2 separate regions of the Homo sapiens genome follow, and region 1 is linked to region 2. The links are chromatin contacts, found by Hi-C or POLR2A ChIA-PET in ENCODE. All regions are on one chromosome and are shown on one strand. Each heading gives the region's core, a stretch centred on a gene start or an enhancer-like site at or near the end of the contact. The rest is flanking DNA. Distances are from core to core; before and after follow the strand shown.

Region 1 (6,248 bases), core at 1,761-4,260, 91 kb before region 2:
CTTCATAGTTTCTTTCAGTAAGGTAATTCCAAAGCTCATCAAAGTTCCAGAGCATAGAGAGAAACAAGATAAACTGCCTAGTTATTTTTATGAAGCTACAAATATCCAAACCTGACAAGATAGCAGAAAGAAATTCACAGGCTAATTTCATCTATGAATATTGAAACAAAACTTTTCTATAAAAGATTAATAAATGGAATCCAGTAGTATAGTAAGAGAATAACAAATTATAGTCAGACAGTGAGAGGTTGACATGGAAAAATCAGTCATATTTCTGTAAATTAGCAATGAACAATTGCAAACTGAAATTAATAATGCAGTGCCATTTATAACAGCTCCAAAAGGTGCAGTACTTAGGTATAAATTTAACAAAACATGTACAGCATCTGTGTGCTGAAAACTATGAAGTGCTATGAAATCAAAGACCCAGATAAAAGGAGAGACAACCTGCATTCACAGATTGGATGACTCAACACAGCAAAGATGACAGTCCTCTCCAAATTTATTTATATGTTTAATATAATTCCGATCAAAGTTCCAGCAGGAGTTTTTGTAAATATAGATGAGCTGATTCTAAAGTGTACTCTTAAAGGGAAAAGAGCTAGAAATGTTAAAAGAATTTTGGAAATGAAGAATAAAGTTGGAGAAATCACACTACCTGTTTTTAAGACTTACTGTGTAATAACAACAGCAATGAAGACAGTGGTATTGGAGGAACAGACTCACAGACCCAGGGAACAGAGTAGAGAGTCCAGAAATAGATCCAGGCAAGTATGGGCAACTGATTCTTGAAAAAGTTTCAAAAGCAACTCCATGGAGAAAGAATAGTGCTCCCCCAAAATATTGGTGGCATAATTGGACATCCACAGGCCAAAAAATAAACCTTCACCCAAACTGTACACTGTATGCAAAAATTAACTCAAAATGAATCATAGATCTAAATATAAAATGCAAAACTATAAAACTTTTAGAAGAAAACACAAAAGAAAACCTAGGTCTTGGTAAAGATTTCTTAGATATTACACCAAAAGCACAAGCCATGAAAGAAAAATAATAAGTTGGACTTCATCAAAATTAAAAACTTGTAATCTGTGAACAGCCTTGTTAAGAGAATGAAATGGCAGGCCACAAACTGGGAGAAAACGTGCCAATTAATGTATCTGACAAAAGACTTGTATCTAGAATATATATATATGTATATGTACACATACACACATAACCTCTTTAGACTCAACCTTAAGATAATAAATAATCCAATGAGAAAATCTGTAAAAGACTTGATTAGGTAACTCACCAAAGATGCTCAACATCATTAGCTCTTAGGATAATGTAGATTAAAGCCACAATGAGATACCATTATTCTCCTATTAGGATGGCTAAAATAAAAAAAAAAATGTAATGCCAAATGCTGGCGAGTACACCTTTTTGTATAGCCTTGACTGTCAGAACCATAGTAATGTTTCACATGCCCAGTAAACAAATAAATCATCAAAACCAACCAGGATATGTGGGAGAAACCCCAAATGGCATATAAGCTATAGCAAATGAACCTGTGTTACAAATGACTGAGATAATCCCACTGAAGGATGTGGGGAATAAAAGAACTAAGCAACTCTGGAAGACAGCATTTTTACTGTATATTGTAAGGTCAAAGATAAAAAGAATTGCATACAAATATTGTGCTCTGTTTAGTCAATATGTGTCTATTTGGATTGAACAAAAAGGAAAGCAGATTATGGATAATTAGAGCCAGGGTTCTCACTGTTGGAAAAAAAGTTAGAAATAAGGAAGGAGCTAGAATGAATCCTGTGTGGTGTTGGATGAGAATCAGAAATATCAGTATGAACCCATGGTTTTGAACAATTATACAGATGCATAAATATAGAAATAAATATGGCTTTATGTGTATGCTTGTTAGTAATTGTCCTATGTAAAGTTTCTAGTTTTGTCCTCTCAGAAGCCCTAGAGGCAATGGCATCCCAGTAGCAGTGAGCACATCTAGACATCTAGCACCCAAATCTTGGTTTCCAAATACCATTTTTCAATAAAAGGAACTAGAGTTCCTTGGAGATTGCAAGTCTTTAGCAGGGGAAGTAAAAGATGAACCTGGCACACATACTGTTGTGCTAGAGTGAGGAAGTGCTCAGAAAATAATGGGGCCTAGTATGGTTAGCCTTTGTGTTCCCATTCAAATCTCATCTTGAATTGTAATCCCCATAATCCCCATGTGTCAAGGGAAAGACCAGGTGGAGGTAATTGAATCATGGGAGCAGTTCCCCCATGCTGTTTTCATGATAGTGAGTGAGTTCTCACAAGATCTGATGGTTTTATAAGGGGCTCTTCCCCCTTTGCGCAGCACTTCTCCTTCCTGCCGCCTTGGGAGGAGGTGCCTTGCTTCCTCCTTGCCTTCTACCATAATTGTAAGTTTCCTGAGGCTTCCCCAGCCATGCCAAACTGTGAGTCAATTAAACCTCTTTCCTTTATAAATTACCCAGTCTTGGGCAGTTCTTTATAGCAGTATGAAAACAGGCAAATACAGGGACATAGCCAAAGGATGTAGGGGCCATCCTGAAGTCATTTCTAACGACTAAAGCTGGGATAATTTGAGTAACAAAATGGATAAAGATTGGATTATAACTCTGTTCTATTTTCTCCCATAACCATTATCATCTCTTAACCTACTATCTAATTAACTTTTGTTCTCATTTATTATTGCCTGTCTCTTCCCATCCTAGAATGTAATGTTTATAAAGGTGGGAATTTTCTGGATCTGTTTTGTTTACTGATAAATCCCAAGCACAATGACAGCACTTGGCATACAGTGCTGGCTCAATAAATATTTGTGGAATGAGTGGATTTTCTCTCTCCACCTCCCAAGAGCACATAGATTGGGGAAACTGAATGTTCTAATGGAAACAAAAAGAATTTATCCAGACCATTGGGCACCAAACATCAGCAGCCACTACCATCTGATTCTCTGCTTCAGCACGTCTGAGACTCGTACAGACAGCAGGGAAAGTCCCAAGGGAGCTGAGTCTGGAACATTCCCTCCAGAAAAGGGCTTGGCAACCTGGGAGCCCATCTCCCAGGGAACATTTCTAAAGGTTTTCCTCTCAGAAGAATAGTTGGAACAGCTGCAGTTATTTTGGAAACTCAGTGAGAAGCTGACTTTTGCATGGCTAACTTAAATCTTTATTTCAGCTAAAAACCCTCCCACTCTTGAGAGGTTGACTTTAGGTGCCCCTTTATGGATATGGGAAGGGAAGCATGGATAAGGGAAAGTAAGTGTATTCGTTTTCTTGGGCTGCCATAAAAAATACCACAAGCTAGACCAGGCACAGTAGCTCATGCCTGTAATCCCAGCACTTTGGGAGGCCGAGGTAGGAGGATAGCTTGAGCTCAGGAGTTCGAGACTAGCCTGGGCAACATAGGAAGATGCTATCTCTACAAAACACCAAAAAATTAGCTGGGTGTGGTGGCACATGCCTGTAGTCCCAGCTACTCAGGAGGCTGAGATTGGAGGATACTTCAATCCAGGAGGTTGAGGTTGCAGTGAGCCGTGATTGCACCACTGCACTCCAGCCTGCTAGATGACAGAGTGAGACCCTTTCTTAACCACCTCCCCGTCCCCACAAACTGGGTTACTTAAAACAACAAAAATGGATTGTCTCCCAGTCCTGAAGGCTAGAAGTCAGAAGTCAAGGTGCCCACAGGCCATGCTCCCTTTGAGACTCTGGGTGGAATCCTTCCTTGCATCTTCCTAGCTTCCAGCAGCCTCATGCATCCCTGGAATGGCAGCTGCATCAGTCCAATCTCTGCCTCCAGCATCACATAGTTGTCTTCACATCACCTCCCCTCTGCGTGTAGCTGCATCTGTGTCCAAATTTTCCCTTTTTATAAGGACACAAGTCATATTGGATTAGAGCCCATCCTGATGATTTCATTTTAATTTGATTACCTCTATCAAGAGCCTATTCCAAATAAGATCACATTTTGAGGTCCTGGAGGTTAAAGCTTCAGCATATCTTTTTTGATTATTTATTTATTGAGATGGAGTCTTGCTCTGTCGCCCAGGCTGGAGTGCAGTGGTGTGATCTCGGCTCACTGCAACCTCCGCCTCCCAGGTTTAAGCGATTCTCGTGCCTCAGCCTCTTGAGTAGCTGGGACTACAGATGCCCGCCACCACGCCTGGCTAATTTTTATATTTTTAGAAGAGACGGGGTTTCACTATGTTGACTAGGCTGGTCTCAAACTTCTGACCTCAAGTGATCCACTTGCCTTGGCCTCCCAAAGTGCTGGGATTACAGGTATGAGCCACCCCACCTGGTCAGCATATCTTTTTTGGGGGTACCACAACTGAATCCATAGTGAGAAGTAACTACAAATATTGGACTGTTAGATTGACAGGGACTATTTCAGTTGAAACCACCGCACTCTCTACTCGTTCTCTGCAAGACCTCAACCACGTCCAGGCTCTTCAGAAATGGGAAGGTGTTAAGGAAACTCACCAAAGTGTTAAAGTGTAAAGGTCACCTCAACCTGCCAGGGCCTCCCTTCCCTTTGGCCCTTGAGCACCCTGCAAAATGGAGACCCTCAAGGTCCTCTCTTACTTCCTGCTGCCCTGGGTTTCCGCCCTCCTGGGTTAACATTCTGTGGCTCATTTACCTTCCAAGTACCTTTCAAAGCCCCAGTGGGCAGCTTAGAACCATCATCAGTGAGAACAGGGTGAGATATCCTTTGCGGGCGGCTCTGGGATCTGAACAGGAGAAATTAAAGTGAAAGGTGGGGACAGCTGAGCATGCACAGAAGCGCAGTGGCAAGATCTGGAGATAATTAACAGCTGGCTATAAATTGAAGGAGCTATATGATAAAAGCCTAGGGCAGCCCATAACTTGGGAAAAGATTGGATCACTAGGTTAAGTGACAAGAGACTTCAAATCAAATCACCAGATACGTATTAAGTGCCTGACTCAGTACTGCATTGAGCCGTGGGTGATACAAAGACATGTAATATCTGTTTCCTGCCCTCAAGGCAATTATAATCTACTTAGGGAGGTTAGACATAAAACTAGGAGAAATTAGATAGCAAAATATTTAAATAGCAGTTGAAAATACCACATGATCGGTTGCCAATTGAATTGTGGAGCTGAGTTCTGAACAAGGAGAGATTATTTGATTATTTATGGTGTTAGATAGGCACGTATTTTCTTGCTGAGGGAAAGGAAGAGTTAACTGAACAGGGCAAACTAGAAAGTCTCTGGGAGGGGAAGCAGGGGAGAACCCTGACGTCCAAGGAATGTGTTACTAATAATAATAGTTTCCATTTGTTAAGCATTTACTGATTAAGCAACTTACAAACCTTAATATACTTACATACGTTTAAGTAATTCAGTAGTCTCATGGGTTGCTATACTTTCTGTACCAATTAAAACCAACACTAGCTCGTGTTTAATGTTTAAATCCCCAAATCTCAGTGACTGACAGGTTTATTTCTGCTTTTGCAAAGCCCACATGCCACAGTTGGGGATGGGAGAAGCTCTGCTCCATACAATCATTCAGGGACCTAGACTGCTGCTGGAGGCTCTGCCATCTTCAACACATTTATCCCAAGTCACCTTGGGTGTCAATATATCGACATCCAGCTGGCTGAGGGGGGACGAGAGAGAGAGAGATTGAGAGAGAGAGAGAGAGAGAGAGAGACAGAGACAGAGACAGAGAGAGAGAAAGATGTAGTGGGGGATCATACAGGTGGTGTTTATGGATTTGTCAGAACTCAGTCACATGGGCCACAATTAATTGCAAGGGGTGCTGGGAAATGTAGTTCAACCATGTGTCCAGGTGGAAAGAGAAATGGTTCGGTGGACAGCCAGCTAGTGAGACTACTGCACATTTGTGACTTTTTTAGATGTGGAAACTTGGGCTCAGAGAGACCCACCAAGGTCACACAGTGAGTAAAGGGAAGTCATATAGGTATAGTTGATAGAGCACGAAATATGTGTGAATGTATTATCTAAAATTACAAACACACCAATAGAGAAACAAAAAATATTATGTTACATAGTATTTTGAGAGAGGAAAGGAAAATGGGGTGACAAGCTAAGTCCTCATGTACTCAGCAAATTTTTAGAAAATTGGTAAATTTAAAAAATGATGTAGGAACGTTATTTGAGATCTTGAGCTAGCCATCAAAGGAACTAAAACCAGAAACATTTCAGGAATTAAATGTGGTACCTCTGAGACCACTGCTT
Region 2 (6,347 bases), core at 2,864-5,363:
TTTCATTCCCTGGCTACAGTGATTGGCTCAGGGCTGTGTATATAATCTGAGGTGGGCCAGTCAGAGTGAGTCTTAGGGCTCTTTGTTCAGAGTGCTGAGCAGGAGATCTAGAGAGACTTACTGGTGGCTGTCTTGCCTCTGGAGGGGACACACTGCCTGCGAATTAGGCCTGTCCAAGGAAGTGATGCTGAGAGGTGGCAAGAGAGAAACAGGGCCCAGTGACATGTAAGCCTGCCTCAAGCTGAACCTGAAGCCAGACTCTTCCAGAGACTTTCCGGCCATGTGAGCCAATGCATTCTGCCTTAAGCCATTTTAGAAAAGATTTTCTGACCTTGAAAACTTGCACATTCTAATTGACATATGGCGCAGAGTTTGGGGGTTCATGACACACTTCCTGGGAGTCGTGGTTTTTGTGGCTTCCTCCACGCTCAGCTGGGAGGTTGCCTCCCCTTGGGATGATGTAAATGCAGGCTTTGGGATATGAAACTCTGTGAGTTGAGGAGTTTGTGGCTCTGCATTCTAGCTCTTGGTGTCCCCAGAACACTACAAGTCCTGCAAATCGAGGATTGAGCTCTGATAGGCCTCACCTGTAGAAGCTATAATGCCCCTTCCCAAGATGCTTGATCTTAAAGCTGTCTGAGTAGTCAGGAATCTTGATCCTCTTCAGCTCCTTCTGCAGAGCGGCCGTCCCCTGCTGGCTGGCTGAAGGGAGAAGGCAGGGGTGACAGTGAGAGGCACAGCCTGGAGCAGGGGACAGAGGGGCAGGGCAGGCTCTGGACCCTGGGCCCCTGTTCGTAGCATGGACAGTGGCACTGGAAGGGTCAAAAACAGGGATCAATTAAGGTTTCCTAGAAAAGGCCAAATAGTAAACTGACCCTTTATAGGAAACCATATTGCCTCTGTCACAAATACTCAGCTCTGCCATTACTGCACAAAACAGCCATAGACAATATCATGTTCTTATATGTGCCTGTATTCCAATAACACTTTATTTGTTGGCATTGAAATGAGAATTTCATATAATTTTCACATGTTGTGAGATAGTATTTTTCTTCTTTTGTTGTTGTTTTGAGACAGGGTCTCGCTGTGTCGCCCAGGCTGGAGTGCAGAGGCATGATCACGGCTCACTGCAACCTCGACCCGCTGCACTTAGGTCATTCTCCCACCTCAGCCTCCCTAGCAGCTGGGATCACAGGTGTTCGCCACCACACCAGGCTAACTTTTTAAAAATTTTTTTTTAACATTTTTGCAGAGATCTGGGGTTTCACCATGTTGCCCAGCTGGTTTCGAACTCCTGGGCTCAAGTGATCCTCTCACCTCAGCCTCCCAAAGTGCTGGAGTTACAGGCATGAGCCACCATGACCGGCCCTTTTGATTTTTTTCCCATCATTTAAAGACATTAAGGCCATTTTTGTCTTATAAGCCATACAAAAACGGAGGGCTGTAGTTTGCTGACCCCTGGTCTAAAATATCACCCCTGAAACACCCAGTTATGCCTCCTGCTAGTTTTTGTTGGATACTTAATTTGTTATTTGCTCTATGCTACACCCCCACAGATCTCCCACCTCTCTGGGTTTTGGACTGTCTCCCCAGGGCCTTTGCACATGCTATTCTTGCTCCCTAAGAAATTCTTCCCTCCCATATTCACCCGGTCAGCTTCTAGTCAGCTCATTCATCACTTCCTCTGGGAACCCTCCCTGGCTTAGTAGATCAGAGCAACGCCCTGTGTTATTCTCATGATGCTGTGGACTGCTCTTTCGGAGCCCCTGTTACCATTTGTAATTATGCATTTATTCACGTGACTCTGACGAATGTCTCTCCCCTATTACATGTAAGCCCCCTGAAGTCAGCAGCAATCTGTTTTATTTACTCGTGTGTCCCTTACATTCCCATTGTGCCTGACACTTTGAAGGCACTTAAGATTTGTTAGATGAGGCTGGGTGCGGTGGCTCACGCCTGTAATCCCAGCACTTTGGAAAGCCAAGGCAAGTGGATCACTTTAGGTCAAGAGTTCAAGAGTTCAGCCTGGCCAACATGGTGAAACCCCGTCTCTACTAAAAATACAAAAAATTAGCTGGGTGTGATGGTGCACGCCTGTAATCCCAGCTACTTGGGAGGTTGAGGCAGGAGAATCACTTGAACCCCGGAGGCAGAGGTTGCAGTGAGCTGAGATGGCACCATTGCACTCCAGCCTGGGCCACAGAGCGAGACTCGGTCTCAAAACAAAACAAAAAAAGATTTATTAGATGAATAAATAATGTCCTAATGGCAGGAATTCTACCACCAGTTATAATGTGGCTAACAGCATCAAAGAACCAATTAAAAGGCAGACACATTACCTGAAAAGGAGTAAGTAGTAAGATGAGGGAGCCCAGACTTTGGGTTTTCTCGGAGCCAGTTAGGAAATAATAATATCAATGAAATGTATCGAGCTTTACTCTGTGCCAAGCACTGTTCTAGGCTCCGTATATGTATGAATTTGTACAATCCTAGGAAGTAGGTCCTGTCACTACCCCCATTTCACAGATAAGGAAGCTGAGGCTCAGAAAGCTGAGGTGACTTGCTAGGGGCCACACAGCGGACAAGGGGCAGAATTTGAACCCAGGCCTTCTGGTCCCAGAGCCCATGCCCTAGAGAAGGCTTTCTGGGGGTTCAAAAGTAAATGACACATAACTGGTCACTGTGTGGAGGGAAAAAAAAATGTGCAGTGGCCAGGATCTGTAAGTTGACAGGGGCCAGGCCTCGAAGGGTCTCAAATGCCATGCCAAAGGGTCAGGATAGCTTCTGAAGGCAGTAGGGAGCCATGGAGAATGTGAGCCAGGGGAGGATGTGTAGGGATTTGCTGCATTTCAGAAAACTCACTCCGATTGGCACAAGGGGCCTGGGTAGAAGGGGAAACTCAGGCTGCTATGACGGAGCATGAAGACCACTGAACTTAAAGACCCTGACTGAGCCTCTGTGTCGACAGGCTTCAGGGCCATACTCCTTCCCCCTAGCTCTTCTGTCTTCTGTGGCCTTCTGTCTGCAGCTCTAGGATTCAGTGATGTCCTGCTGGGCTGGGGTGGGAATTCAGGGGTGGGATACCAGGTCCCCTGAGTCCTGTCTGTTTTCCCAACGCACCCCAACTGGTGAGGCTCTGCCTTCCCCTTGGTCTGATTTCCCTGGGGCTGGGTGTCACCCACTGTTTTGCAGGTCATCTCTCTGCCATCGGGAGGCAGCATCGAGCAACCCCGTGCTGGGGCATCAGGCAAGACCAGAGCTCAAATCCAGGCTGCCCACTTCTCACGTGTAAATGTGGATAGCAGCAGTTTGTCTTACACAAGGCTGAAGTGAGGGTAAAAGAGACTGTGTGTGTAAAGTTCCTAGCTCAATGCCTGGCACAGGTTAGAGCAGGTCTTTCTCTCCTCTGCCTGGGCTGGGGTGAGTGGTCTGGGGGGACCCTCTTTGTGTCACCCAGTGGAGCACTGTGCACAGTATGGCCGCCAGCCCCTGCAGTGGGGAGAGCACGGGGTGGGGAGGTCCTCCCACACTCTCCCTCTGACCCTGCTCAGCCTCCTCAGCAACGAGAGGCAAATGGCAAGGCTGAGAACTGGCTTTGGAAAGAAGAGAAGGGCTTATAAGTCAAAGGTGGAGGTTACATAGAGGGAAGGAGGGGACCATGAGGACCCTCAGGGGTCTGAGCACTGGACTTGGAGTCCTCTAGACCAGTGCTCCAATCCCAGCTCTGCCATCCCAGCCCTGCAATCTTAGGCAACTCGCTTTGCCTCAGTTTCTTCATATATAAAATGGGGGCAAGGGGACCTGCCCTGAGGTGCTATGAGTGTGCCAGGTGCTGGATCTAAAGGGGTGCACACAGTAGATGCTAAGTAAGTGCTCCTCAGGGGTGGAGAGGAGGGAAGGGAGGCATCCAGTTACCGTAGTCCAGGCCCTTCTGGGAGATCCTGACCACGACGCCAGGGTTGACGGCCGCTGTCACGGCGGTGCCTATGGCGACCAGCACCATCAGGGACGCCCATCTCGGCGCGTTGCAAGGGCCCCTGGCCATGTTCTCTCTCATCCTCCAGAGCTGCCAAAACCTCAAGGCCTTGAGGTTGAACCAGGGAGCTATAAAAGAGTCGGCTGGGGAAATGCAAGTCAGTAGAATGTGGAAAGGAGGAAGGAACCTGGTGAGGGTGGGAAAGAGGGAGGGCCGCTGTGGTTTTCCATTGTGGTTAGGGCCCCACAGGCAGGGAGAAGTGCAGCCTGGGAGGCTCGCATGTCCATGTATGCATGCGTGTGTGTGCGCGGGCGTGCGTGTGTGTATGTGTGTGTGTAGATTGGTTCCCCTCCCTAGGCACCCCATTCCCCGCTCTGTGTCCCCACCCAAATGCCCCCATCTACAGACTCCCTTGAAGGTGGGTGGCACAGACATAAGGATTCATATTTTTCTTTCTACTTTTGATTTCTTTTGTATTTTTGATAGTAAAACATTTAAGAAAACAGATGCTTTCGTGTTTTCTTGTCCTGAGAGGCAGTAGTGGTAATGATTCAATGCTCACATTTTAGAGTCTAGTATCTTGGCTATGGTTTTAAATCTTAGCCCTGTCATTCTCTAGTGGTCCGACCTCAGGCAAGCCCTTTAACCTCTCTGAACCTCGGTTTTCTCTTCTGCAGAAGAGAAATACATAGTACTGCTCCCTCTCTGGATTGTGGAGAAGATAAAATGAGCTTAAAACCACGTAAAGCATTTAGCATACTGCCCGTGCAAAATAAATATCCAAATGCTAGCTATTAATGTTATCCTGATTTTAAAAGTAACCCATGTTTATTGGCCAAAATTTGAGAAAGAAACAAGAGAATACAAATTACATATAACTCCCTCTTCCGGAGACAAGCCAAAGTGTATTTTAGAGTATTTCTTTTCTCCCTCTTTTGTTGGTAAGCATAGGTAGAGAGTCCATGTTTGTTTGTTAACCAATATGGGATCACCTGGTCAGTTTGGTAAAGTTCCCTTTTTTCGAGAAACAATAGGTAGCAAATGTTCTTCTCCAGCATTAAATATTTCATTGCTTCCTCATCCCACAGCTTTCTTATCCAAGCTTCTGTTTTTGTACATTTTTACTCCTTCCTTTGGCAGATGTAGAACCTGAGGCTTCACCAGGGGAAGCGTTCTTCCCACGGTCACTCAGCAAGCTGCTAGCAGAGCGAGGATCAAAACACAGCCCTCCAGATGCATCCCACACCAGCCCGAATCCCTCAGCGCCTTGGGAGTTGGGGGGATGTAGACACTCCCCACCGCCAACCCAGCTTTCCAGACAGGTCCCTGTCTGCTCAGCCCCTGCCCCTCCCTCTGCAGCAGCCTCAGGCCTCGGGTGGGCAGGAACCCCACTGGGCAGCCTGCTCCGTCTCCATGGTGATGAGAGGAGGGGCGGGGCTGCAGAAGGGGCAGCCAGCTTCTCTCCCGCTGGGTCCTCATCAGCCCCCTAGTGCCCTGTCTCCCCGACTTTGGACTTTATGAAAGTCTAATGAAGTCCGCTGAGCTCGGAGGACGTGAGACCTTCTGAAGTTTTCTTCTTTTTTTCTTAAAAGTTTTTTTCTTCCTCTCTTCGTTTGGTTCTAAAAGAGTCTCCCCTCCTGCTTCCATCTGCAGCAACTAGAATTCTTCTGGCTTGCTTCAGAATGAAAGCAGTGGCCGTGTGTGAAGCATCCACTGTGTGCCAGATGCTTCATATGCATCATCTCCAAGCCAAAAAACAACCCTGAGAGAGGGATGATTCTTCCCCATTTTGTTTTATTATTATTATTATTATTATTATTATTATTATTATTGAGATGAGGTCTTACTATGTTGTCCAGGCTGGTCTTGAACTCCTGAGCTCAAGCAATCCTCCTGCCTCAGCCTCTCAAAGTGTTGGGATTAAGGCCGAGCCACACCGTGCCTGACCTCTTCACCATTTTGGAAACAAGGAAACTGAGATGCAGCGATCACATCACTGTCATGGTCATTCCTCCTTTCACGCAGAGAAGATTTTCCCTTACCTGAGGCAGGTGCCAGGAGGACTCATGACTGTAGGCCCTCACCCCAGCTCTCCCTTTTTCCAAGTGATTTGAGCCCCCAGACTCAGATGTCTGCATCTGTACCAGGAAGATTGCTCTAAGTAGCAGCCAGAACACATAGATTGATGACTTGTCACAAAAATTAGATTTTTGAAAAATTATCTTGCACATTTTTGAACACTTCCAGCTCTTAGTTGCTCGAAGTTCCTGAGTTCCCCAAGGCCCAGGTAGATGTGGTATCCGTGAGGGTGTCAGCTAGGAAAGGAACATTAAGATGAAATCACATGACAATGACCTACATTGCTATAAAA

The links. Hi-C counts contacts between places; a loop is a spot of excess contacts on that map. ChIA-PET counts read pairs that join two places held with the same protein, here RNA polymerase II (POLR2A). Pooled maps may share reads with other maps.
Region 1: POLR2A ChIA-PET joins it to region 2 with 11 read pairs in PC-9. The contact joins the enhancer-like site here to the promoter of BPI in region 2. A Hi-C loop is called at or near these places in 2 of 50 pooled maps. POLR2A ChIA-PET finds 5 or more read pairs at or near these places in 2 of 52 experiments (PC-9 and SK-N-SH).

Annotation. Positions count from the first base shown.
Region 1 is chr20:38,392,065-38,398,312 of GRCh38, reverse strand. No RefSeq gene overlaps it. Among named protein-coding and RNA genes, the nearest start is that of SNORA71B, 30 kb to the left of the region's middle. Within about 2 kb of position 3,010, at least 3 of the 41 ENCODE cell types and tissues checked have a DNase peak (open chromatin) inside an H3K27ac peak, as active enhancers do.
Region 2 is chr20:38,301,922-38,308,268 of GRCh38, reverse strand. BPI (bactericidal permeability increasing protein) reads right to left here and starts at 4,113. Exons shown (of 15, transcript NM_001725.3): 1 at 3,916-4,113; 2 at 588-702. The coding sequence starts at 4,045.